Regions from separate parts of the Homo sapiens genome. Here all the other regions are linked to region 1. A link is a loop called in an ENCODE intact Hi-C map of the cell type or tissue named here. Cell type or tissue: CD4-positive, alpha-beta T cell. All regions are shown on one strand.

Region 1 (8,000 bases):
GGCTAATTTTGTATTTTTAGTAGAGATGGGGATTCTCTATGTTGGCCAGGCTGGTCTTAAACTCCCAACCTCAGGTGATCCGCCTGCTTCAGTCTCCCAAAGTGCTGGGATTACAGGCATGAGCCACCGCACCTGGCCACTTCTTTTTTTTTTTTTTTTTTTGAGACATAATCTCGCTCTGTCACCAAGGCTGGAGTGCAGTAGTCAGTCCTGCCTCACTGCAACCCCCGCCTCCCAGGTTCAAGCGATTCTCCTGCCTCAGCCTCCTGAGTAGCTGGGATTATAGGCGCACACCAACACACTCAGTTAATTTTTGTATTTGTAGAGACAGGGTGTCACCATGTTGGCCAGGCTGGTCTTGAAATCTTGACCTCAAGTGATCTGCCCTCTTCAGCCTGCCAAAGTGCTGGGATTACAGGTGTGAACCATCATGCCCAGCCATACATTTATACTTTTGAGACAGGGTCTCGCTCTGTCTCCCCGGCTGGCGTGCAGTAGTGTAATCTCAGATCACTGTAGCCTCAACCTCCCAGGCTCAAGCGATCCTCCTGCCTCAGCCTCTCGAATAGCTGGGACTCCAGGCGCACACCAACATGCCTGGCTAATTTATCTTTACTTTGTAGAAATGGGTTCTCACTATGTTGCACCAGCTAGTCTCAAACTCCTGGGCTCAAGCGATCCTCTTGCCTTAGACTCCCAGAGTGCTGAGATTACAGGCGTGAGCCAACACGCCTGGCTGGCAGAATATATTAATATTTGCATGAACCACAAATCAAAATGTTTTCATCCAAAAATGGATTAGCTGTGTCTGTTGGCTTGTGTATATAAAAGATTTGTGAAATAGTCTCAGTTGAGGAACCTAAGGAACTGGGGACGGTTCTTACAACACTGAAAGAAGGTAGATATTGAGATTAGTTTCTTCTCTCCAAAGACTGACTGTTTAAAAGGCTCAAGCGTGTACCACACTGACTACTGTGGTTCAGGAGAAGCAGCTGAAATATTTCCTTTTAGAGCTAAGTTCTATCCATAGAGCTGAACTTACAGTGAAGTTCAGTAAATTTTGGATTTACTGTAGGTTCTTGGAGACCAGAATTAGAGGAATGAGAACGCTGTGAGTTATAAAGTCCAAGCTGTGTCAGCCCTTTGCTTGGGAGCTGTCCTGCCCTGCCATCTCCTCTCTTTTTGGGGGGCCTCCTTCTCAGTCTCCTTGTTGGAGCTGTCACCCACTATTGGTGCTTTTTTTTTTTTTTTTTGATGGAGTCTCGCTCTGTTGCCCAGGCTGGAGTGCAGTGGGGCGATCTGGGCTCAGTGCAGCCTCCACCTCCCAGGTTCAACTGATTCTCCTGCCTCAGCCACCTTAGTAGCTGGGATTACAGGTGCCCGCCGCCACGCCCAAATAATTTTTGTATTTTTAGTAGATACGGGGTTTCACCATTTTGGCCAGGCTGGTCTCGAACTCCTGACCTCAATGATCCACCCGCCTCGGCCTCCCAAAGTGCTGGGATTACAGGCGTGAGCCACTGCGCCCAGCTGCTATCCGTGCTTTTGAAGGCTTTGTTCCTCACCCACCTCTCAGCCTCCCTGGGAAAGCCTGTCCTCTCCCGTGTCTTCTCTTGCCTTTTCTCCATCAACACACCAGTGACTCCAAGGAGTGTCTCAGCCCTGTCCTCTCTCCTGAGCACCAGAGCCACTGTCCTGCCCACTGGGGACAAGACTCCAGGACAGCCCTGCAGCATTTCAAATCCGAGATGACCCAAACCAAACTCTTGACACTCCTCCTCTGTTCTAATCCCCAGGCAGTTTTTACTCTCTCCTGGGCTCCCCTGCCCATAAGTGAGTGGGCCCCGTGGATCTGCCTCCCGCATGGTCCTCCCGGAGCTCCACTTGTTTCCAGCCTTGCTGCCAAGTCCTGTCAACCTCCCTCCACCTGTCACTGAACCTCCGCAGCAGCCTCCCGCTTCCTCCTCTCTCGCCCTGCATACAGCCCACTGTGGCCGGAGGGAGCCATGTGAACCGCATGTCAGAACACACCTCTTCCTGCTCAAGGCCTTTTGAGGCTCACAGACTGTAATCAAAATGAAGTCAGAATGTTTTAAGTGCCTTTTATGGTCAGCCCTGTGATCTACAGCGGGAGATAGGAAAGGGACAGCTGGCAATGTGGGAGAAGCTGCCTCCTCAAAAGCCTCCCCTTCCCTTCTTCCCTGCTGCCAGAACCCCATTTCGTGTAGGCCTCAGTGGAGCTCCCTTGATCTCAGGAATGCAGATCCATCCTCGGTCTGTGAGGGGGGCCTTGTGGCCTAGTTTTGGGCACATCTGTTGGAAGCTCCTGGGAAGGTTTTTTTTTCTCCCAGATAAGAGGAAGGCAAATGAGAAAGCTCTCCCCTGCTCCACTCCCTCACTTCTCTTCCTTGGACTTGATGGGAGTGTATGATGCTCTGGGCAACTGCAGCCATCTTGTAATCATGAGGGGAAGGTCAAGAATCTGAGAGAGCCAGACCTGGCATCTCTGAGCCACCACACTCATGTCGGCAACCACCTACCCCCATGCTTATTTAAGGAAAAATAAACCACTCTTTGTTTAAGTCACTGCTAGTCAGAGGTTCTGTTGCTTGCAGCCAGAAGGATTCCTAATAGACACAAGCAGGGTGTGTGGGAGTGCAGAGGAAGACTTCATGCGGGAGGTAGCATCTGAGTGCAACCCTGGGGGTGAATGGTGAAGGGCGCCCCAGGCAGAGAGTACTGTCGGAGCACAGAAATTAGGGAATGGGAATGGAAAATTCCCATTTAGTTGGAACATAGGAGGGATAGAGAACAATACAAGACATTTTGCCATGAACAATTTGACACAGTCATTTCAACCTCAGGGACAATTTTAAGTAGCTTTTCTTCTCTCTCTCTCTTTCTCTTTTTTTCATGGTCTCACTCTGTCACCCAGGCTGGAGTGCTGTGGTGCAATCTCAGCTCACTGCAACCTCTGCCTCTCAGGTTCAAGCAATTCTTGTGCCTCAGCCTCCAGAGTAGCTGGGATTACAGGTGTGTGCCACCATGCCCGGCTAATTTTTTGTATTTTGGTGGAGACAGGGTTTCATTATGTTGCCCAGGCTGGTCTTGAACTCCTGCACTCAAGCAACCCGCCTGGCCTCAGCCTCCTGAAGTGCTGGGATTAGAGGCATCAGCCACGGCGCCCGGCCCCTCATGTTGCTCTTTTGGTTTGGATTAGTCTGGACTTTCCAGAGAAGCAGAACGAAGAGGATGTGGTGTGCATATGTTTTTCATAACAGCACTAATCCCATTCATGTGGGCTTTACCCTCACAACCTCACCTCCTAGAGGCCCCACTTATGCACACCATCACCTTGGGAGTTAGGATTTCAACATGTGAACTTTGGGGGAAAATAAACATTCAGACATATACATACAAGTATATTCAGACACACACACACACTTGTGATAAGGAATTGACTCACTTGATGATGGAGGCTGCAGTGTGAGTTGGCAAGCTGAAGACCTGGACAGCCAATGGTGTAGCTCCAGTCCAAAAACCAGCAGGCTCAAGATGTGAGACGAGCTGAAGTCTCAGTGCAAGTCTGAAGGCAAGAAAAAATGATGTCCCAGCGCAAGCAGTCAGGCAGGTAATGTCCTTCTACCTGTGGGAGCGTCAGCCTTTTTGCTCTAGCAAGCCTTCAACTGATTGGACGAGGCCCACCCACACCAGGGAGGACGTTCTGCTGTTCTCCGTCTGCCCATTCAAAGGCAAATTGCATCCAGAAACACCCTCACAGCCATGCCAGAATCATGTCTGACCAAATGCCTGGGCATCCCATGGCCAAGTCGACACTGAAAATGAACCTTCATGGATATGTGATGGTCTTCCCTTGGCTGACAAGGACCCAGCAGGCACTTTGGAAATGGGAGTTTCCTCGACTTTAGGCCCAATCAGAATGCTTCCTTGGCCACCAAGAGGAAGGGGAACTGTGACCATTTACTGCCATTTCCCATCCGGCCAGAAAGAGGTGTCATCTCCATTTCCTCACCAAGGGGAAGGAGAATTATTTTTATTTTTTGAGATGGAGTTTTGCTCTTCTCACCCAGGCTGACAGTGAGTGCAGTGGCCCGATCTTGGCTCACTGCAACCTCTGCCTCCAGGGTTCAAGCGATTCTCCTACCTCAGCCTTCTGAGTAGCTGGGATTACAGGTGCGCACCACCACGCCCAGCTAATTTTTGTATTTTTAATAGAGACGAGGTTTCGCCATGTTGGCCAGGCTGGTCACCGGACCCCAGGTGATTCTCCCGCCTCGGCCTCCCCCAGTGCTGGGATTACAGGGGTGAGCCACCGCGCCCGGCCGGGAGGAGAATTCTAACATCGGCTCTGGATCCGTCTGTTTGTTCTGCAGTTCCCGCCAAAGCCAGACTGCTTCCTTGACCCTCCATGGAGGGGCAGTCCTGGGAGTTCGCAGGCTCCCGGGCGGGGCATTTAATGGAGCAGAGGGCGCCCCGGGCAGGGTGGATGGTACAGGCACCTGGCCAGGAGGAGCACATGAGGTCCTGGGCCAGGACAGGCCTCAGGAGCAGCTGATGAGAAGACACTGCTGGGGAGAGGAGCTGGCCTCGACCCCATCGAGTCCTTGGAGGTGGTGGGTCTGCTGTACTCTGTGCGGTGTCATTTCCATCCTTTCCAAGGCTGGCATCACTGCTTACACCATCCCACCAATCTCACCCAGCCTGCCCACCTGCCCTCGTCCACCGCAGCCGGGCTGGTGTGGGGATTTGCAGGCAACCACTCGGATCCTCCCAAGGGAGCGGGGAGAGTGTGGAGCAGGGAAAGGCGGCACGTCCCAAGGCCGCAGGCGTGCAGGTCCGCTGGGCGCCTAAGGCCAGCCGGGTTCTGCCGGGGCCCAGGGCCTGGACGGTGGCGCTCGAGCGACCCCTGGCGGTCATGCTCGGCAGCGCGCCCCGTCCAACGCGGGTGCGCAGCGCCCTCTGCCGGCCGACGGGCGTCCTTGCCTTTTCCCGGCCTCTCAGTTTGGGATTGGAGGGTACTGGTAGGATCCTATTTCACAGCTGAGAGACGGAGGCACAGAAGTGAAGTAATGCATCCGAGGCGAAGCTGACTGAGAAAATACACGAATGCAGGTATTCTGACTGAAGAGTCTGCATGAAGTCCAGGGTAACGAATATGACCTTTGGTTATGTCAACAAATGTGTCCACAGAGCCTTTTTTCTCCGCTCAGCTGGTCGGCTGGTTCCACGGAGCTGTGTTGAGCCCTGGGTACCCCACTTTTGAAGTTCATCAGCAAACTACAACATGTTCAGGTTGCGTGGTGAGAGTGGTGGGGGACTCCAAATCCAGTCGTATGAGGAACAATGGAAAGAATGGGGTGGCAGGTTTCTTCAATCCAGAACATTCCACTGGCCAGGGCTGTCCTCCGGAGGAGGAAGCATCCTCATGAAGTGGACATCCTACTCACCAGGGGCCTAGAGAGTGCCGGGCTGGCCACTTGCTGACTGGTCTGGAAGAATTAGAATAATTATGGGAAGGCCCTTTAAGGTGCTCACAAGCCTCTTTAGGAGACACAGGTACTAATCATTAGGAACGAGGCAGGAGGCATGCATGGCCAGTGCTGTGGAGTGGGCACGAGGCTGTCTCGTCTCTTCACTGGGCAGGAGGGGAATCATGAGGTCAGAGCGCTTCGGGAAGGTGGGCGCGGCACAGGGTTCTGGCTCAGCCCTGCTGCAGTGTTGGGTCAGAGGCATGGATACCACCTGTGAGGTGGAAACGGATGGACAGGAGTGTAGAAGACAGTGCCACAGGCGGGATTCTCCAGGAGGCCAACCCTGAGTCAGAGTTAGGAGAGCAAAAGATTTATTGGGAGCCAGGCACGGTGGCTCACGCCTGTAATCCCGGCACTTGGGGAGGCCAGGGTGAGTGGATTGCTTAAGACCAGGAGTTTGAGACCGGCCTGGGCAATGTGGCAAGACCTTGTCTCTACAAAAAATACAAAAATTAGCTGGGCATGGTGGCTCGCACTTGTAATCCCAGCACTTGGAGAGGCCAAGGCAAGCAAATCGCTTAAGTCCAGGAAAATTTGAGACCAGCCTGGGCAACATGGCAAGACCTTGTCTCTACAAAAAATACAAAAATTAGCCAGGTGTGGTGGTGCACACCTGTTGTCCCAGTGTGTCCGGAATTGGTGGGTTCTTGGTCTCACTGACTTCAAGAATGAAGCCGCGGACTCTCGCGGTGAGTGTTAACAGCTCTTAAGGTGGTGCGTCTGGAGTCTGTCCTTTCTGATGTTAAGATGCGTTCGGAGTTTCTTCCTTCTGATGGGTTCGTGGTCTCGCTGGCTCAGGAGTGAAGCTGCAGACCTTCGCGGTGAGTGTTACAGCTCTTAAGGCAGCGCCTCTGGAGTTGTTCGTTCCTCCCGGTGGGCTCGTGGTCTTGCTGGGCTGAGGAGTGAAGCTGCAGATCTTCCCGGTGAGTGTTACAGCTCATAAAAGCAGCGTGGACCTAAAGAGTGTGCAGTAGCAAGATTTATTGCAAAGAGCCAAAGAACAAAGCTTCCACAGTGTGGAAGGAGACCCGAGCGGGTTGCTACTGCTGGTTCTGGCAGCCTGCTTTTATTCTCTTATCTGGCCCCACCTACATCCTGCTGATTGGTAGAGCCTAGTGGCCTGTTTTGACAGGGTGCTGACTGGTGCATTTATAATCCCTGAGCTAGATACAAAGGTTCTCCACGTCCCCTTAGTTAGATACAGAGTATCCACACAAAGGTTCTCCAAGGCCCCACCAGAGCAGCTAGATACAGAGTGTTGATTGGTGCCCCCTGAGCTAAACACAGGGTGATGATTGGTGTATTTACAATCCCTGAGCTAGACATAAAGACTCTCCACATCCCCACCAGACTCAGGAGCCCAGCTGGCTTCACCTAGTGGATCCCGCACCGGGGCTGCAGGTGGAGCTGCCTGCCAGTCCCTCGCCGTGCGCTCGCACTCCTCAGCCCTTGGGTGGTCGATGGGACTGGGTGCCGTGGAGCAGGGGGTGGTGCTCCTCGGGGAGGCTCGGGCCGCATAGGAGCCCATGGAGGGGGTGGGAGGCTCAGGCATGGCGGGCTGCAGGTCCCAAGCCCTGCCCCGCGGGAAGGCAGCTAAGGCCTGGCGAGAAATCGAGCGCAGCGCTGGTGGGCTGGCACTGCTGGGGGACCCAGTACACCCTCCGCAGCCACTGGCTCGGGTGCTAAGTCCTTCATTGCCCGGGGCCGGCAGGGCTGGCCGGCTGCTCCGAGTGCGGGGCTCGCCAAGCCCACGCCCACCCGGAACTCCAGCTGGCCCGCAAGCGCCGCACGCAGCCCCGGTTCCCGCTTGCGCCTCTCCCTCCACACCTCCCTGCAAACTGAGGGAGTGGGCTCCAGACTTGGCCAGCCCAGAAAGGGGCTCCCACAGTGCAGAGGTGGGCTGAAGGGCTCCTCAAATGCCGCCAAAGTGGGAGCCCAGGCAGAGGAGGTGCCACGAGCAAGCGAGGGCTCTGAGGACTGCCAGCACGCTGTCACCTCTCACCAGTTACTCGGGAGGAGGATCACCTGAGCCCAGGAGGCAGAGGCTGCAGTGAGCTGTGATTGTGCCACTGAACTCCAGCCTGGGCGACAGAGCAAGACCCTGCCTCAAAAACAACAACAACAACAACAACAGCAACTATGTGTGTGTGTGTGTGTGTATATATATATATTTATTTATTTATGAGGGAGCAACACCCATGAAGAAAAGAGAGGCTGCAAGAGAGTGCAGGAGGGGTGGGTAAGCTGCGATGTGGATCTGCCACACTCATCTCTGGCAGCCCAGTGGGCATGCAGAGCCAGTGCTGCCCATCAGAGGAGCCCTTGAGGGGTGGAATAGTCAGGCCCTTGTATCCTCACCTAGCTCAGACTCCTGGAGAGGCAGAGAGGATGCTGACCCTGAGGAAGCCAACGGCTGGAGGCCAACCACGCTCCACGCAGCTAGGCAGT
Region 2 (8,000 bases), 650 kb before region 1:
GGAAGGCAGAGGTAAGCATGTGAGACATGAGAGGGAAGTGGTCCAGAATCATCCTTTTTATCAAGAACCCACTCCAGAGATGATGGCATGGATCCATTCCTGAGGGCAGAGCCCTCATAACCTAATTACCTTGCAAAGGCCCCACCTGCCAATGCCACCATCACAACGGCAATTACATTTCAACATGAACATTGCTGGGGACATTTGAACCATAGCACTCTGTTTTGTCCATGGTCTGGGCTTAGAACCAATAAATTACCCCTTCCTCCCAAGCCTTCTTGAGTTGGGTGATGAAGTTCTGTCACCTCATCATCTCTTCCTGGGTGGCCTTCTGTGGAAGATGATGCTATCGGCAGTGTTTCTCAGCATGCAGCCAGTGCTATCGGCATCCACATCACCCAGGGCTCTTGAAAATATCAGTGCCTGGGCCCCCCCTCCAACCTGCTGAATCAGATTCTCTAGGGTGGGCCCCAGGCTTCTGCAATTTCAACATTGGAATTTGGGCAGGACTATGACACAGTGACTCACTGCCCCTCTCCAGCTGTCCTGTGTGTCCTGCAGTTCATGCTGCTTAGTGTTGACAGTGTCTGAGAAACCCAAAGTGTTGTAGCCCTGGGAGGTGGTATGTGGGCTCATAGCTTTGGGGAACCAAGTGGAGTTAAGAGCTGTGATAAAAGCACTGTGGGCGTTCCAGGCTGGGGTGGGGGCTGGAATCTGAGGAATGGAGGAGTATCTAGGAAAGTGGCTGGAAGCGGACAACATTGTGCTGGCTGCAGCTCATTCTTAGTGGGCAGGTCTTAGCAAGTCGTGTCATTCACAGCCCAGTTAAAAGATGTACTGGGCCGGGCACGGTGGCTCATGCCTGTAATCCCAGCACTTTGGAAGGCAGAGGTGGGCGGATCACCTGAGGTAAGGAGTTCGAGACCAGCCTGGCCAACATGGTGAAACCCCCATCTCTACTAAAAATACAAAATTTAGCCAACCGTGGTGGCAGGCACCTGTGATCCCAGCTACTCAGGAGGCTGAGGCAGGAGCATCGCTGGAACCCGGGAGGCGGAGGTTGCAGTGAGCCGAGATTGCGCCACTGCACCCCACCCTGGGCAACAGAGCGAGGATTCATCTCAGAAAATAAAACAAAAAGTTGAACCAAGATTGCAAAGTTCCCTTCCAGCTCCAAAACTCAAGCCAGGGGCCCTGTGAGACTTTCCCGGAAGTCTGGGCCCTGAGGTTGCTGAGGGCGCTTCCATGCAGGTGCCGCTTCCATCCAGGAACTGAGCTCTGCCCTTCCGTTTGTTTGTTCACTTCACTCCTCCCCTAGAGGCTGAAGTTGCTTCTGGGAAGGAGGCTGGGCACTTCTGGGCTGAGCCTTGTTTCCATAGCACCCAGCCACCCTGCCAGGAAGACACAGGTTTCTCCTGGTTGACTGTGAGAGGACTTTGACCCGCGCTCCGTTTCCTGCTGGGCCAGACTTAGGAGGAGGTACCGGGGCAAGCAGCACAGTGGGACTTGCAGGTCCCGGACCCAGCCCTTCATTCAGACCAGTTGTTCTGGAAGTTTGGGCCCCAACCAAGAGCAACAGCAGCAGTATCAGGAAACTTGTTAGAAATGCAAATTACCGGACCCCACCCTGGACCTACTAAATTAGAAACTCTAGGGTGGGGCCAGCCATCTGTGTTTTTGTAAGTCCCCAGGTGTCTCTCATGCACACCAAAGTTTCAGAAACACTTTATGCATTGTGTGCATGTGTGTGTGTGTGTGTTTTCTTTTTTTTCTTTTTTTTTTTTTTGCAGGATTTGACAGAGTCTTTATCTGGCTTCTGTTACATCTTATTCTGACTCAGGTTTACGGACACAATGCTGGAAAACCAGTTCCTGCTCTACCCACGCCTCAACTTGTTAAGAAGAAACAGTATCTAACACCGAGGCACGTCACATCTTCGCCATTCCCACTTCCTTTCTGCCCTAGGCATTCAATGTATGCCACCGGGGGCCATCAGGACTAGGGCTCTGCAACCACGGCAGCAGACAGGTGTGAAGCTCAGAGTCCCTCCTAACAGCCTCCCTCCAGCGTCTTCTTGGCCGCGGCGGCGAAGCAGCTCCGCAGGGCCTCGAACTCCCGCGCGCAGAAGTCCTTACTCGGCCCCGCAGGCGGCCAGCCGCTCGGGGAAGGCGCGGAGGCAGCTTCGCATGCGGCCCCACACCGCTCCGTCAGCCGACATGAGCGGCTATTCCCAGCGCCCCTCATGTGTGTGTTTTCAAAATGAGGTTTTGCTCTGTCACTGAGGCTGGAGTGCAGAGGTGCCATCATAGCCCATTGCAACCTCCACCTCCTGGCCTTAAGCAGTCCTCCTGCCTCAGCCTCCCAAGTAGCTGGGACTACAAGTGTGTGCTTGTTTTTTCTTTTGTAGAGATAGGGTCTTGCTATGTTGTCCAGGCTGGTCTTGAAGCCCTGGGCTCAAGCAATCCTTCCACCTTGGCCTCCCAAAGCACTGAGATTATAAGCATGAGCCTCCATACCCAGCCCAAGAACCCCCACTTTATTGTGTGATCAATTGTTCCAGTTTGCCCAGGACTCTCAGTTTTAGCACTGGGACTCTCTCTTTTTTTTTTAGACGGATTCTTGCTCTGTCGCCCAGGCTGGAGTGCAGTGGCGCGATCTCAGCTCACTGCAACCTCCACCTCCCAGGTTCATGCCATTCTTCTGCCTCAGCCTCCCGAGCAGCTGGGACTACAGGTGCCCGCCACCACGCCCAGCTAATTTTTTGTATTTTTAGTAGAGACGGGGTTTCACTGTGTTAGCCAGGATGGTCTCGATCTCGTGACCTCGTGACCCACCCGCCTTGGCCTCCCAAAGTCCTGGGATTACAGGCATAAGCCACCGTGCCCGGCTTTTTTTTTTTCTTTTTTCTTTTTTTTTTTTTTTTTGAGACAATCTCGCTCTGTCATCCAGGCTGGAGTAAAGTGGCACAATCTTGGCTCACTGCGACCTCTGTCTCCCGTGGTTCAAGCAATCCTCCTACCTCAGCCTCCCAGGTAGCTGGGACTACAGGTGTGTGCCACCATGTCCAGCTAATTTTTGTATTTTTTTGTAAAGACAGGGTTTCACCATGTTGCCCAGGCTGGTCTTGAACTCCTGAGCTCAAGCAATTCACCCACCTCAATCTTCCAAAATGCTGGGAGTACAGGCATAAGCCACCGCTCTCACCCATTCATTCAGTTTTTCAAAATCAGATCTGAGCTCCAGTCCTGGGAGCCTGGGGCAGCTTCTGATGCTAGGAGAGGCACAGGCCTGGCTACCACCATGGGTAGCAGAGGAGTGGGGTCAGCTCTGAACTTAGGAGAGTGATAGGAGGGAGAGGAGGCTGGGAGAGTAACAGGAGGGAAGGAGGGAAATTCTGCTGCCGCCGCCGCCGCCGCCGCCGCCGCTGCTGCTTTGAAGCTTTCCTGGGTAAATGGTGACAAGGACCACAAACCTCCTTACCTGGGCGAGAGCTTTGGGAGGTTTCAAAGCACCTTCACTTACATCACCCTACTGGATTCCAAATTACTCCTTAGAGCAGTGCCCATAAGAAATACTGCATTTGTCCAGTTTCTATTTCCTCTGCCTGAGCTTGAGCTGCTTTGGTGGCAGGGACCATCCCAGTGTCCCCATCAAACCTTCAGTGCCCAGTAGACAGAACCCTTGCCCAATCTTCCCGTCCAAATCCTGCATCTTCTGCAGGAGCTAGTTCCTCTGCAGGTCCTGGCAATATGGAGCACAGGGTCCATAGTTTTCCTCCCACCTATGGATTTCCTCTGGGCCATCACAGCCTGTTCCACAGACTGAATTTCAGCTCCCTGTCTTGGCCAGGGCACATCCTGTCTAATCACTCATGTTCACCCAGCTTTGCACCCTCTTCAGCCTCCCCACGTTTAAGCGAGGCAGCTGGCGGTGCAGGAAGAATATTCATCCATCTCCTAGGAGCTCAGGAGTCAGACCCTGGGCCCAGACTCCTGCAGCAAGTCGGGGCTTCTGTCACAAGCGCCTCACCTTACTGGCTTTGGCGCCATCTAGTGGACGCATCTGGGTCTGCGGGGACCGCAGCCCTTCCTGTGACCCAGAAGCAAAACCAGCAATTTACCTGGCCGTACATTATTTTTGAGTCCCGAATCCCAAGAGTCCACTCCCAACCCAGCTCAGCATGTATTGTCCACTGCCTGCTTAGTGCCGGACCAACACACCTTCACCTCACATCAACAGGGACTCAAACAGAGCCTCTTCCCCTCAAATCCCAGCCCCATACTCAACTGTGTGCACAAAAGCAGGCATTCGTCCTAACAAAGCAGAATGAAACAACCCAAACTTCCCTCAAGATGGGGAGCATGCATTCTACGGAATATTATGAAATGGATAAAAGGGTTTGCTGGATTGGAAACGTCTCCAAAAGCACATTAAAGAACAATACATACCGCATGATGCCGTTTATTGGAAGAAACAAACCCAAGCCTGATCCACTGTTCGCATATCCGTGTGAAATGCAGAGGGAGGGCTGGACACACACCAAGCTAATCACAGGGACCTTTAGGGAGGGATGGGGGTGGGGTAAGGGTGAAAGAGGCCTTTCCTTTTACACACCTTTACTGTGTATCTTTTTATATTTCTAAGGCAAAAGGTAAATTAAACAACCCCTGTGTTAAAGGTGGAGAGTGTCCAGGTTCTTGGCATCTTGAACAAAGAATTGGAAGAGACACACAAACAAAGCAAGGAAGGAATGAAGATTTTATTGAAAATGAAAGTACACTCCACTGTGTGGGAATGGGCCTGAGTGTAGGATTCAAAAGGCCCTGTTACAGAATTTGGGGGAGTTTAAATACCCCCTAGAGGATTCATTGGTTACTTCGGGTATGCCCTATATAAACAGAGAGGATGAAGTAAAGTTACAAAGTCATTTACCTGATATGCCCTATGGAGAGGATATTTCCGGTTATAGCTGAAGTGTGAATGAGCCTTATGTTCCCTGCCTCCAGACCCTATTTTCCTGCCTCACCTGGTGCCAGGAGCTGAGTCGCTGCTGCTCTCCCAGGTGCTCCATGATGAGCAGTGCTGGCCTTCTGATCCGACTCTCCCACACCCACACCAGCTGCCTTCCTGAGCCACCAGGCTCCCCAGTGGTGGCTCCTCTCCTTTGACGGCCTTGTCACCTCTCTGCAGTCTCTTCCCCTCACACCTGGCCGCTGCAGCCCCTCAGTGGTGAGCATTCGGTGGGCTGATCAGCATCCGCACACCGCTCCTAGTAAGGGGCAATCCCCATTTTGTGAGCTGTCATGGGAGCCAGGGCCCCTCCTCCCACCTCAAAGGCTAAAGGGGGCAGCATTCCTTCTCCCTTCCTGGGCATCTGGCTAACCCAGGCAAAGATGCAGGGACAGGAGCCCTCCCTCCCCGCTGTGGTGCCCAGCACCCCCGCCCATCATTACAGCCAATGCCTGTGGAGTTGTGGCAGGGGCTGCATTCAGCGATGCTGCAGCCCAGTAGTGGTGGTGACCACAGTCACCTCCCAAGACTGTCCCCGGCTGTGGCTGTGGCCATCCAGACTCCTGGTCAGCTCCCTGAGCTCCCCACAATACTCCCAAGGACTCCTTTTCTACTTAGTCATCAGGGTTGATTTCGATTGCTGGCCACCTCCCTTTGGGCCCTGGCCAGGCCTGTGGAGCTAGTCCTTTCCAAGTGTCACAGGTGAGTGACTGTGTGTGAGGGACAGCGGGTCAGTGTGATAGATAACCTGTGGTCCACATAGGGAGATGGTGCCATACCAAGAAACTGCCAGGACCGAGATGTTAAAGAGTCAGGGGATGTGACTTGCTAAAGGCAACCACGGGAGATGACTGTGCTGGGAAGATGGTTTCAAGAAAACTGGGAACCTAGGAAGCTTGGTGAGCACCCACTTGGACCTTCCCTGGCCTGGCAGGGCCTCCCCTTGGAGGGATAGCCCTGCAGCTTCCCCATCAGTGGGCAGGCTTGGGGAGGGCCTGGAGAGGAGAGGGGTCCCCTAAACACACCCAGCCCCAGGGCCTCAGCAGACAAGTGCTGGTCACCTATTATTTGTACTTATTGTAGTAAACAGTCACTTTTAGGCTGGGGGCTCACGCATGTAATCCCAGCACTTTGGGAGGCCGAGAGGGGCGGATCACTTGAGCTCAGGAGTTTGAGACCAGCCTGGCCAACATGGCAAAACCCCGTCTCTACTAAAACTACAAAAAAATTAGCCGGGCGTGGTGGCGGGCGCCTTGTAATCTTAGCTACTGGGGAGGCCGAGGCAGGAGAATGGCGTGAACCCGGGAGGCGGAGGTTGCAGTGAGCCGAGGTTGCTCCCCTGCACTCCAGCCTGGGCGACAGAGCGAGACTCCATCTCATAAAAAATCACAACAGTCACTTTTATGAGCAGTGCTCATTTCACCCCGCCTCTACCACACACTCGGCAGGGCGGCTTCACAGGTGCCCTTCCTGCTGTCTGGGACCCTTTGCCAGACTCCTCCCCACCTGGCCACCCTTCTTTCCAACCAACAACGTGGCTCCTCGGTTCCTCCAGGTTCCTTCCTGCCCTGTAAAACCCCTGGCCTCCTGCCAGGCTCAAGAAATGCCCTCGGATCTCTTCCGTGCTTTCGCCCCGCAGGAGACACAGCCTAGGTCCCGCCTCCGTCACGCGACAGAGACTCAGAAAGCGCCCACGCGGGCAGGGCCCGGGCAAGACTACCTCACCGCCGCCCACCCATCCCCGGAGCCTTCAGCAGCGCGGAGCTCAGGCTTCCCTGTCTCCCCTCTGCCCCCGCGCCGGCCGTGCGTGCAGTGCTTCGGCCCCTAGGCTGCGCCCGCGCCCCGTCCTCCCTCCCGGGGTTGGTGCGGGTCTCCCAGGCCGGGCCGGGGCACTGGACCGACGCCCAGGAAGCGGCCGCCGCCGCAGCGAATTGCCCGCTCTCGCTTCGGCTTTCACCGCCCAGAAAGCGGCGCCTCCGACCTGGCTCTTAAACAACGGCGACTTTTATTATAAAGCCCGGGGGTGGTGCGGAGGAGCCCGCCACTCGGTGCCCCTCACTGCGGCCTCTGGCCTTCGCCTGGAAGGCGCGCGAGCCGGCGGCCCCGAGAGGCCGGGGGTGGGAGGCGCGGGGGCGACCCCGACGCGTGGAGCCGCCCGGGACGCACGCGGGCCCCAGCAGCCCCGAGTGCAGTCCTGGCTGCGTTGTGGGAGCCGCGGCCACGCCAGCGCCGGGGCCCCTCCCGCCCGAGACTGGTGAGGCGGCGGGAAACCGCGGGACGGCCAGGCTGGGGCTCTTCAGTGCGGCTCTCGGCGGGACTGCGGTCGCGGAACAAAGGGGCGCGGAGGTGGGCGGGGGGTGCATCGCCGGCGGGGCGGGGCCTCGGCGTCCGGGGCTGAGGTCTCCTCACCTCCGGGCCGGGCGGGGTCTGGCGGCCGCGCCCCTCCGCGGGCTCCCCAGGCGCCCAGCCGCGCGGCAACAACCACAGCCACCGTTTCCGCTCCCCGCCCGCCCCTGCTCAGCGCTGGGGGCGCGAGGGCGCTGCTCGCCCGATTCAGAGGCCAGGTGTAACTACTGGTGTCACAGAAGTTCGGTGTTTCCAAGATGTGCTTCCTTTTTGTAGCGAAGGAAGCGCGGCCACCAGGCCAGGTCGTCCCAAAGTGCAGGGTCCCCGGCCCCCGTCATCCCCGCCCGGTTGCAGGCCCCGACGCTCCGCGCTCCCGCCTGCTGCGCGCGGCGGCCACCAGAGGGCGCCCGGCTGCTGTCACCCCGCGGAGCGCGGGACCCAGGCCGGGCGGGGGAGGTCAGCGGCGGGCCCGCCACCCCCGGCCCCTGCGGGGGGGGGCCTGGCGCTGCTGGCGGCCGGAGGGACGATTGCGGGGTCCCTTTCCCAGACCGGAACCAACAAGGCCGCCGGCCAGAGAACCGAGTTGGGTCGCCGTGTGACCTCGGGGCAGGTGCTAGCCGTCGTTGTGCCTCGGTTTCCCGCCT
Region 3 (8,000 bases), 590 kb before region 1:
TGGCAAACTGAGACTAATTTCTCCTCTACCATTCTCACTGGACTGCCTGCTATCCTTTAGTTGTAAAGTGTGTAATTCTAAGGCCAAAAACAAAGGACCTTTGGATTTCTACTTCAATTGCGATCTTCTATTATCCTATTCCATTAACAAATTCTCCCTCTGTTATCTTTTTTTTTTTTTTGAGACAAGAGTTTTGCTCTTGTTGCCCAGGCTGGAGTGCAATGGCGCCATCTCGGCTCACTGCAACCTCTGCTTTCCGGGTTTAAGCAATTCTCCTGCCTCAGCCTCCCTAGTAGCTGGGATTATAGGCGCCTGCCACCACGCCAAGCTAATTTTTTGTATTTTTAGTAGAGAAGGGGTTTCACACCATGTTGGCCACGCTGGTCTGGAACTCCTGACCTCAGGTGATCTACCCACCTCAGCCTCCCAAAGTGTTGGGATTACAGATGTGAGTCACGGCGCCCGGCCCACTCTCTGTATTTTTAAGATAACTAAAATATATGCATAAAAAAGCAAACAGAAAACACAAAAGCTTAACAAAGATCACTCTTTCCAATAAAGAGCTATCTAACACTAAGAGAACTGTGGACAGAAGAGGTGAACATTTTGCTTAAAACCAATACAACCACACTTAATGACAAATATGTAATAGTAACAATGGAAGTTTACATGTGAATAATTTTAGAAAGATGAGTCTTTTACCCAGATTGTTTAGTAAATTCAATTTAAAAGGCTACATTATTGACATTTAAGCTAAAAACGCTACACTTTTCAAGTACAGTATTGTTCTTTAAGCACAGTTCTAACTAGAAAATATTAGCAGCTTTGTACCAATGCTTACGAATCTTAGTAACATTTCTGTATTTAGTAATAAATAAGAACTGAAGATAATCGGCTATTAAAACAGAAAATAAAGTTTTAAGTAAAAACATGGAAGATTTTAGTAGTTGAAATTTCAGCAACTCACTGAGAATTTAATGGATGCCTACTCCTGGAATTCACCAATCAAATGAAGTTTAGATTAACCATAGAAACAGCTCGACCAATTACACTTCAGGGTGGAATCCACCTATCCTATCTTTCTCATACATAAAGCAAAAGCCCAGCACAGCAACAGCAGCCTTGAAAATCCTCCAATGGAATGTACTTAGATTCTGGATGCCCCCTCCCCACCCCCAGAATGATTCAGGTCTGCAATGGTGCCTAACAATCAGCATTTTTAACGACCCCCAACTGCATGCTTCTGATGGAGGTGGTAGCTTTACTGTATTCTGGGATACTTGCAACTAAAGAATCCAACCACACAATATAAAATAGGTTACTTAAGTGACTGATGTTAATGACGTCTACATACCTTTATCAAGTATCTTGTAGGAATTTCAAGTTTTGGTCTTAACTTAAACCACAAATATCTCAAATACATAAATATCTCTAGAACAGTATTTCTCTAAGTCCTGACATGCTAGAGATTAAGATTAAATTCAATATGCTCCACATGTAAGTGGCAATCCCTAATCCCCTTTAGGAAACCACAAGGCAAATCCTGGCCCCTTTACACGTCCAGTATCACCTTTAAGCACCGTTCCCCCAATCTTGCCAATCCAATCCTATCCTCCACTCACTGCTCCTTTTACGTCTTAATGCATAATTTTTTAATACTGCCTATTCCCATCCTAGGTATTAAGCTCTCTCTACCTATATGTTTCTTCAGGACCTGAAGAGACATTTCTTTTATTCTAGGCACTGTTGTTTGAAATTGTTACTACAAATATAGACCTCTAGTCTCAAGTTCTTCTTAATGTCCTGCAGCATCCATAAACCAAACCAGAGGATTTTCTTTAAATATTGTTTTTAGTGCAATGTTTCAAAATTTTAAATGGTATAATGGAATGTGCACTAAGCCTTGGAGTCAAATAGGTTCAAATTATGGTTTTGCCATTTTCTACGTGTATGACCTTGAGCAATTTAACCTTTCTGAAGTCTCAACAGTGAAGTAACAATATCAACTACCTGACAGGCTTGTGATTAAATGATATAAGCACATGCAACAATTTGGAACTGTTCTTGGTACACAACAGGAATACAAACTCTGAGTCTTCCCACCCACCATTTTACCTGCAAAGCACCGATAGCTGCGCTCTGGAAGCGCAGATCTGTTTTAAAGTCCTGAGCAATTTCTCGCACCAGACGCTGGAAGGGAAGTTTGCGAATCAGAAGTTCAGTGGACTTCTGATAACGTCTAATTTCACGGAGCGCCACAGTACCAGGCCTTTAAAAAATTAATAAAGAAACTGTTACCAAAAACATAACTAGCACAAAAAGGTAAGTGGGCAGCTTCAAAGAAATGCAGTAATCTTTCAAAAAATAAGCCACCCAACAATTCTTCAGCTTCAGTATCAAATTTCACTGATCAACTTAAGATGTGAACATTCAAATCTAGTAACAATACCTTTAAAGCAAAAAGCATGAAATTAAAATGCATTCTTAGCAAGAAATTCATCAAAGCCCTATTTATTTTCATTTTAAAAAGTTATTCATGTATATAAACCTTGGGAAGGTATTAGCTGTCAGGCTAATGAAGAAGTTGGCTCCCCTCAATTTAGCACCACTCTCCTTCCCTACACCCTCTATTATCTTAAGAGCCCTTAAAGATGACCAACACAACCCAATGAACTTCATTTAAAAATCTGCTTGTGGCATTCAAGTTCTATTTCCCAGAATACCTCTACCCTGACTACAGTTCACCCCTCATCAACTATTAAATTTGAATACACCCGATTGTGCAGTGTTCCTTCCACGTGGAAAAGTTTTTTTTACTAAGTAATTGTCAGCAAGAAATTTACCTCTCATTCTGACTTATTTCTTCCACTGTATGAGCTTTTATTTTAGGTTAATCGTAATATTTGCGGAGGCTAAGTCTAGGCAACTTCTGCCCTCTAATGGCAGATGCCCTTAACAACACAGTGGCTCAGGTAGTTCACAATCAAAAGAGCTAATACAGAAGGAAATAAGCTAATCAAGTAAATGAGGGGGTAGGAACTTTATAAAACACCCAATCTCGATTATATTATTATTTTGCCAAAAACTAGGAAAGATAACCTCAAAAGTGTATTCAAGAAAGCAACACTTAACTATTTTTAAAGAATTACTAATAGTTAACTAAAATGTCAATATATCCCATTAACATTATCAGTGATATACGAGGTCTCCTTAGACCTCCAGGTAAGATTATGGCTTCAAAGTTAAACGTTTTCAATAAAACCTAATACTTAACTTTATATATAAATGATCATACAGTACATTTATTTAAGCAGTAGTTAAGTGTTCAAATGAAAAAAAAAAGTTTCTCTAAAGCAAAAAGTTTTCCTGTTATCCATCTTTTTGTTAAATTATGTGGATACATACAAGAGAGACTTTGTCCCATTTTTTTCCTGTTTTTTAATACCTGTAACGATGAGGTTTCTTCACCCCTCCAGTAGAGGGCGCACTCTTGCGAGCGGCTTTTGTAGCCAGTTGCTTCCTGGGTGCTTTACCACCGGTCGATTTGCGGGCAGTCTGCTTTGTACGAGCCATGGTACAGAGACCTCCTTACTTACCTACCAGCATTGAAAAATCAAAAATCACCATATGCAACTACCAAACATACAACTTTTCCTGCCACGATCACCCCCTCCCCAAATCTGGAAATTATGATCAGTATAAAAAATAATGTTCGTATTGTTATATAATTTGAAAGGGTGAAGATTACGTCTACCCAAAATCTCTTCTTGAAACAAACTAGAGTACTAGAAAATTGTTAGCAGTATCAATCACCTCTCAAAATGCCAATTCTGAGCGACAAACGGCAAAACAAAAATACCTCGAACGGCCTTTGATCCAATTTATTTAATTAAAGCAGTAATTAGAAATGTCTGTAAACATTCCATCCACAAACAAGTCAAAAGAAAAAAGGCACAAACCACTGGAAGGTCGAGTCAAATTACAGCAAAAAAAAGGTCTTACTCCCCCCCACTTTGGCTGCCCCCCCTTCGTCTGACTGTTGATGGATTGCTGTAAATATCTGAAAATATTCTTGGTTTTGCATCTTTACAGTTATGTTGACAAAAAGGCGTCTCGAAAAAACAAGAGAGGAACAACAGCTACCACCAGCGAGCATTCTACAAAGCCCCGTCCTCGCGTCCAGTCCTCACAGGCTTCGCAGTGAAATAAAAAGTGCCCCGCACCCAGGCTTTAATTAACGCACGACATCCGCCGACCGGTCCACCCCAAGCACCACATAAACTTTTGGTTTTGCCTCCTTCGGGTCCCTCGGCACAGGGTCCCCCAACCTGCCCGCCTCGCTCCCAGCGCCTCGAGCAGGAACCAACTCGGCTCCCCGACCAGAACAAAATGGAAACAATCGCAAAACGTATCCGATTCCGTTCCAAAGAGACAAAACACCAAATCGCTCGAAAATACCCCTATCCCCTGCCACGTGCCGCCCTCCAAAATGCAAAAGTTTTTTTTGCATTTCAAATGCATCAAGTTTCCGCCTCTCCAAAAAAGGGAAAAAAACGTCCCTCTTTTAAAAATTCTTGCTTTTTTGAAATGGGGAAGAGAGAAACGGGGGAAAAAATATGGTCGGTGACCAGAGAAGAGAGACAAGATGGTGAAGCTTAGCAACAACTGTGGGGAGGCAGCAAAAAGCGAGTTACCCCAGGGTGCGAAGCGGCGGCGATTTCCACCCCTTTCCCGCTCGAAAACTGGGGGCTGGGGCCCGGGGGCGGTAGTTAAGAGGCCCGCGCGGGTCATGGTGAAGGTTTGGGGTCCGGGGAAGGGGCGGCGGGCGGGATTTCACCGAAGAAAGAGGAGCCAGGGGCGCGGGGAGGAGGAGGGAGAGCAGGCTCGGCGCCGCGGCGGTTGCTGCTGTTGGGCTGAGGCGGCGAGAGACGGGGGAGCCGCCGCCGCCAGAGGGAACAGGGAAACTCGCTCCTCACCTCCATTTCTGGGCCAAAAAGTTTGTGGGCTAAGCCGGAGGGGCTATGGGTCCCCTCCCGGCACCGCCAGGGCCCGGCTCGGGGCTGACGGCAAGCGGGGCTCGGTTCCGGGGAAGCGGGCAGACGGGGAAACTTACCCCCCTTCTCCTTCGGCTGGAGCTCGGCGAGCGAGAGGCGGCGCTGGCGTTGGAGAGCGACGGCGGCGCGGCGGCGGCTGCGAACACAATTGAAAGATGGCTGACACCGAGGCTATCCCCCAACACACGCCGCCCCGCCCCCGCGCCGCGCGCCAGCCAATCACACACAATGGAGGGAAGGCTCGGCCCCGCCCCCATAGCTCCTCTCGCGCCCCGCCCCCGCCCTTCCCCCCGCGCGCCCGTTCGCTGGCGCGCGCTCGCCCCTCCCCCGCGCGCCGCCCGCTCCCTCCTCCAGGCCGCCTCGCGCCGTGTGTGTACAAACACAAAAGACACGCTGAGGGGCCGCCGGCTCCCGCCGAGACTGCCGCCCGCACCCGGCCAGCCCCCGCCCCCGGCCCTGCACTCCCATCCCGCTCCGTGTGCGCACGGCGTCGAACCCCCGAAGCCCGGGTTTGGGGCGCCCGGAGGGAAGTGGGGGGAGGGGAAGGCGGGCGGAGGCGCGGCGGGTGAACGCCCGGCCTGCGGGCGTCTCGGGCCGCGGCGGGGAGGGGAGGGAGGGGCTGCCCCCGCGCGGGCCCCGGCGCGCGCCCCCGAGGAGACCCGGGCGGCAGTGGGGGAGGAGGACGCGGTCGGCCGGGTCGCCGCGCCCCATTGGAAAACGCTCCCCAGCAGGAAGCTGGCAAATAGGAATCCAGCGTCCCGCGCCCGCTGTCGGACCTGGCCGCTGCGGCAGCGGGAGGGGCGGACCGACGGCCTCCTTCCCGCCTGCGCGCTCGGCCAAGTGCGGCCGGGTCCTGCGGGACCGGCCCGAGTCCGCCGTAGACAACTTGATCCGCTAAGACTCCTGGGCCGGCCGCCTGCGTGCAGGGCAGCCCCTCGCCGGTGTTGGCCTCCGGGATCAGGGGACGGGGCTCGCTCTCCTCCCGGGCCCGGGCCCCCGACGCAAGATGGCTGTGTCGCGTCGGCCTCTAAACAATGTGTGGAGCGCGCAGCTCCTGCACCAGGGCCTGGTGGCTTGTCCTGCCCGCCCGTGGGGGCCGTGTGATCTGTTTTCGGTAGGATTGCTTTGGAAAGGAATTGCCGAATATAGATAGTCAAATGTCCGCAGCTTCTGCATAGTTTAGAAGAGGCTGAAAACGGCAGAAAGAAGGCAAACGTGGTTTGGGAATTAGTACATATACCTGTTTTCCAATTCTCAGTAGCATAGGAAACGGACTTTTCATGGCCCAAGTTATCCTCACGACTTGTCAGTTGATTGGCTTTGGAACCTCTGAACCGTCCCTAGATGGTATTGACGCTTCACAACTGTGTGTAAAGGTTTTCAATGGAAGGGTCATGCAAATATCCCGTAGGGTAGTGAAGGAGGAAAATTTCATAAATGAAGGGCAGTAATTATTTGTAATCTGAAGATCTCACAAAGCGGCTTAGTGATAAACATTATCCCGAAACAGATACATGGAAATCAGATACGAGGGAAGAAATGGATTTGTCCAAGGTCACTTAAGTGAGGAAGAGACCTAGGAGAAACAAACAGACAAAAATCCAGGCCTCCCGTTTCATTATTATTTCATGAATGTTAAGTGTCCATGGTTGCTGTGCAGAACACATGCAATCTCTAATCCTATCCTAAAAGCACATATGCAATCAGCTTGGACCGAGCTGCCAGCAAAGAATTTCCTATAATTCAAGCCAAGATGAGTTATTTTGCTTGTTTTTTGTTTTGTTTTCAGGAAACCGAAATATTTATTGTTGGATTTATCCAGGAAGGCTGTTCTGCATTAGTTAAATGCATCATATCTTCAAGAAATGTTAAATGACATGGGTAATGTTTTCTTTGTATGCTGGATTTTTCAATAGCTTCTACTTCTTGGCTTTAAAAAATATTTCTAACCAAGGGTCAGACCATTTTAGGTAGAGTAATTATGATCTTAGATGATTTGAACTAACTCAGCTGTCTGTCCATTTGTGAAATGGGAATAATAATATTTATCTCTATGAAGTTAGGCCACAAATTCTTTCTAGTAGGTTCAAGTATTTAAGCACCTGGAGAGGTGACTGGTTACCCTCCTAGTGGCTTCAGGAAGTTTTCTCACTGAATGAATATTTATTGAGTGCCAACTCTGCTCAGCACAATTCAGGGGTGCTGGGAATGCAGCAGTGAATAACACAAGCAGTGTTCCTGCCCTCATGGGGCTTATGATCTCTGGAAGCACTGCTTTGCACAGGGAAGTAGCACCAGGAGGGGGTAAAGAAAGAGGGACTTTGGAGCCCCAAGATTGGCAAAAACTATAGCTAATGAGAGAGGTGAACTGTAGAGTCTAGATAATGGGGAAGGAGAGGTGCCAGAGCAAGAAGGGATTCTCACAGGGCCCTACGGGTCAGTCCTGAATTGGCTTTACTAGAACTCAGGCCCAGCACAATGGCTCACATCTGTAATCCCAGCGCTTTGGGAGGCCGAGGTGGGTGGATCACTTGAGATCAGGAGTTTGAGACCAACCTGGCCAACCTGGAGAAACCCTGTCTCTACTAAAAATAAAAATTAGCCGTCATGGTGGCACACGTCTGTAATCCTAGCTACTTGGGAGGCTGAAGTGGGAGGATTGCTTGAATTTGGGAGGTGGAGGTTGCAGTGAGCCGAAATTTTGCCACTGCACTTCAGCCTGGGCAACAGTAAGACTCCATCTCAGAAAAAAAAAAAAATAGAATTCTTGGGCTAATAATGGCCTCAACATTTGCAGTTAAAAAAGAAATGGGGAGGATGGGAGCAAAAGGTTTTAAGTTAAAATATTTTCCTTAGAATAGAGTACTTATGGCCATGAATTTAGATTTGTTTATAAGTAGAAAAGTAGAATGGAAAGGATTTTAAAAGCAACGCTATTCATATCTG

The links. Peaks named below come from ENCODE experiments on the same cell type or tissue, not always from the same donor. Only the 100,000 strongest peaks of a DNase experiment are listed, where the experiment ranks them.
Region 2: a loop joins it to region 1, with 4 times the contacts of the local background. A loop is called at or near these places in 13 of 110 quality-filtered maps.
Region 3: a loop joins it to region 1, with 5 times the contacts of the local background. A loop is called at or near these places in 16 of 110 quality-filtered maps.

What each region holds. Positions count from the first base shown.
Region 1 is chr1:225,472,077-225,480,076 of GRCh38, reverse strand. It overlaps LOC124904526 (a long non-coding RNA gene), which reads right to left and starts at 4,110. Exons shown (of 2, transcript XR_007066903.1): 1 at 3,467-4,110. RefSeq lists enhancers at 4,603-4,692, 6,589-7,108, 7,109-7,628 and a silencer at 4,843-5,082. In CD4-positive, alpha-beta T cell, CTCF peaks have their summits at 4,760 and 4,963 (motif pointing left); DNase peaks (open chromatin) are centred at 1,996, 4,936 and 6,626.
Region 2 is chr1:226,121,396-226,129,395 of GRCh38, reverse strand. It overlaps the pseudogene LOC112268255. Among named protein-coding and RNA genes, the nearest start is that of ACBD3-AS1, 23 kb to the left of the region's middle. RefSeq lists enhancers at 3,894-4,188, 6,423-6,652 and silencers at 6,743-7,122, 7,133-7,522, 7,703-7,942, 7,953-8,000. In CD4-positive, alpha-beta T cell, CTCF peaks have their summits at 3,843, 4,045 (motif pointing left) and 7,675; DNase peaks (open chromatin) are centred at 4,045, 6,031, 6,615, 7,505 and 1 weaker place; H3K4me3 peaks cover 1,663 bases; H3K27ac peaks cover 806 bases.
Region 3 is chr1:226,059,925-226,067,924 of GRCh38, reverse strand. H3-3A (H3.3 histone A) reads right to left here and starts at 5,209. Exons shown (of 4, transcript NM_002107.7): 1 at 5,114-5,209; 2 at 3,446-3,596; 3 at 2,116-2,269. The coding sequence starts at 3,573. It overlaps H3-3A-DT (H3-3A divergent transcript), which reads left to right and starts at 5,430. Exons shown (of 2, transcript NR_185887.1): 1 at 5,430-6,935. RefSeq lists an enhancer at 3,538-3,607 and silencers at 4,801-4,870, 5,489-5,654, 5,241-6,090. In CD4-positive, alpha-beta T cell, CTCF peaks have their summits at 2,857, 3,056 and 3,424; DNase peaks (open chromatin) are centred at 2,944, 4,334, 5,284, 6,054 and 1 weaker place; H3K4me3 peaks cover 3,959 bases; H3K27ac peaks cover 2,235 bases.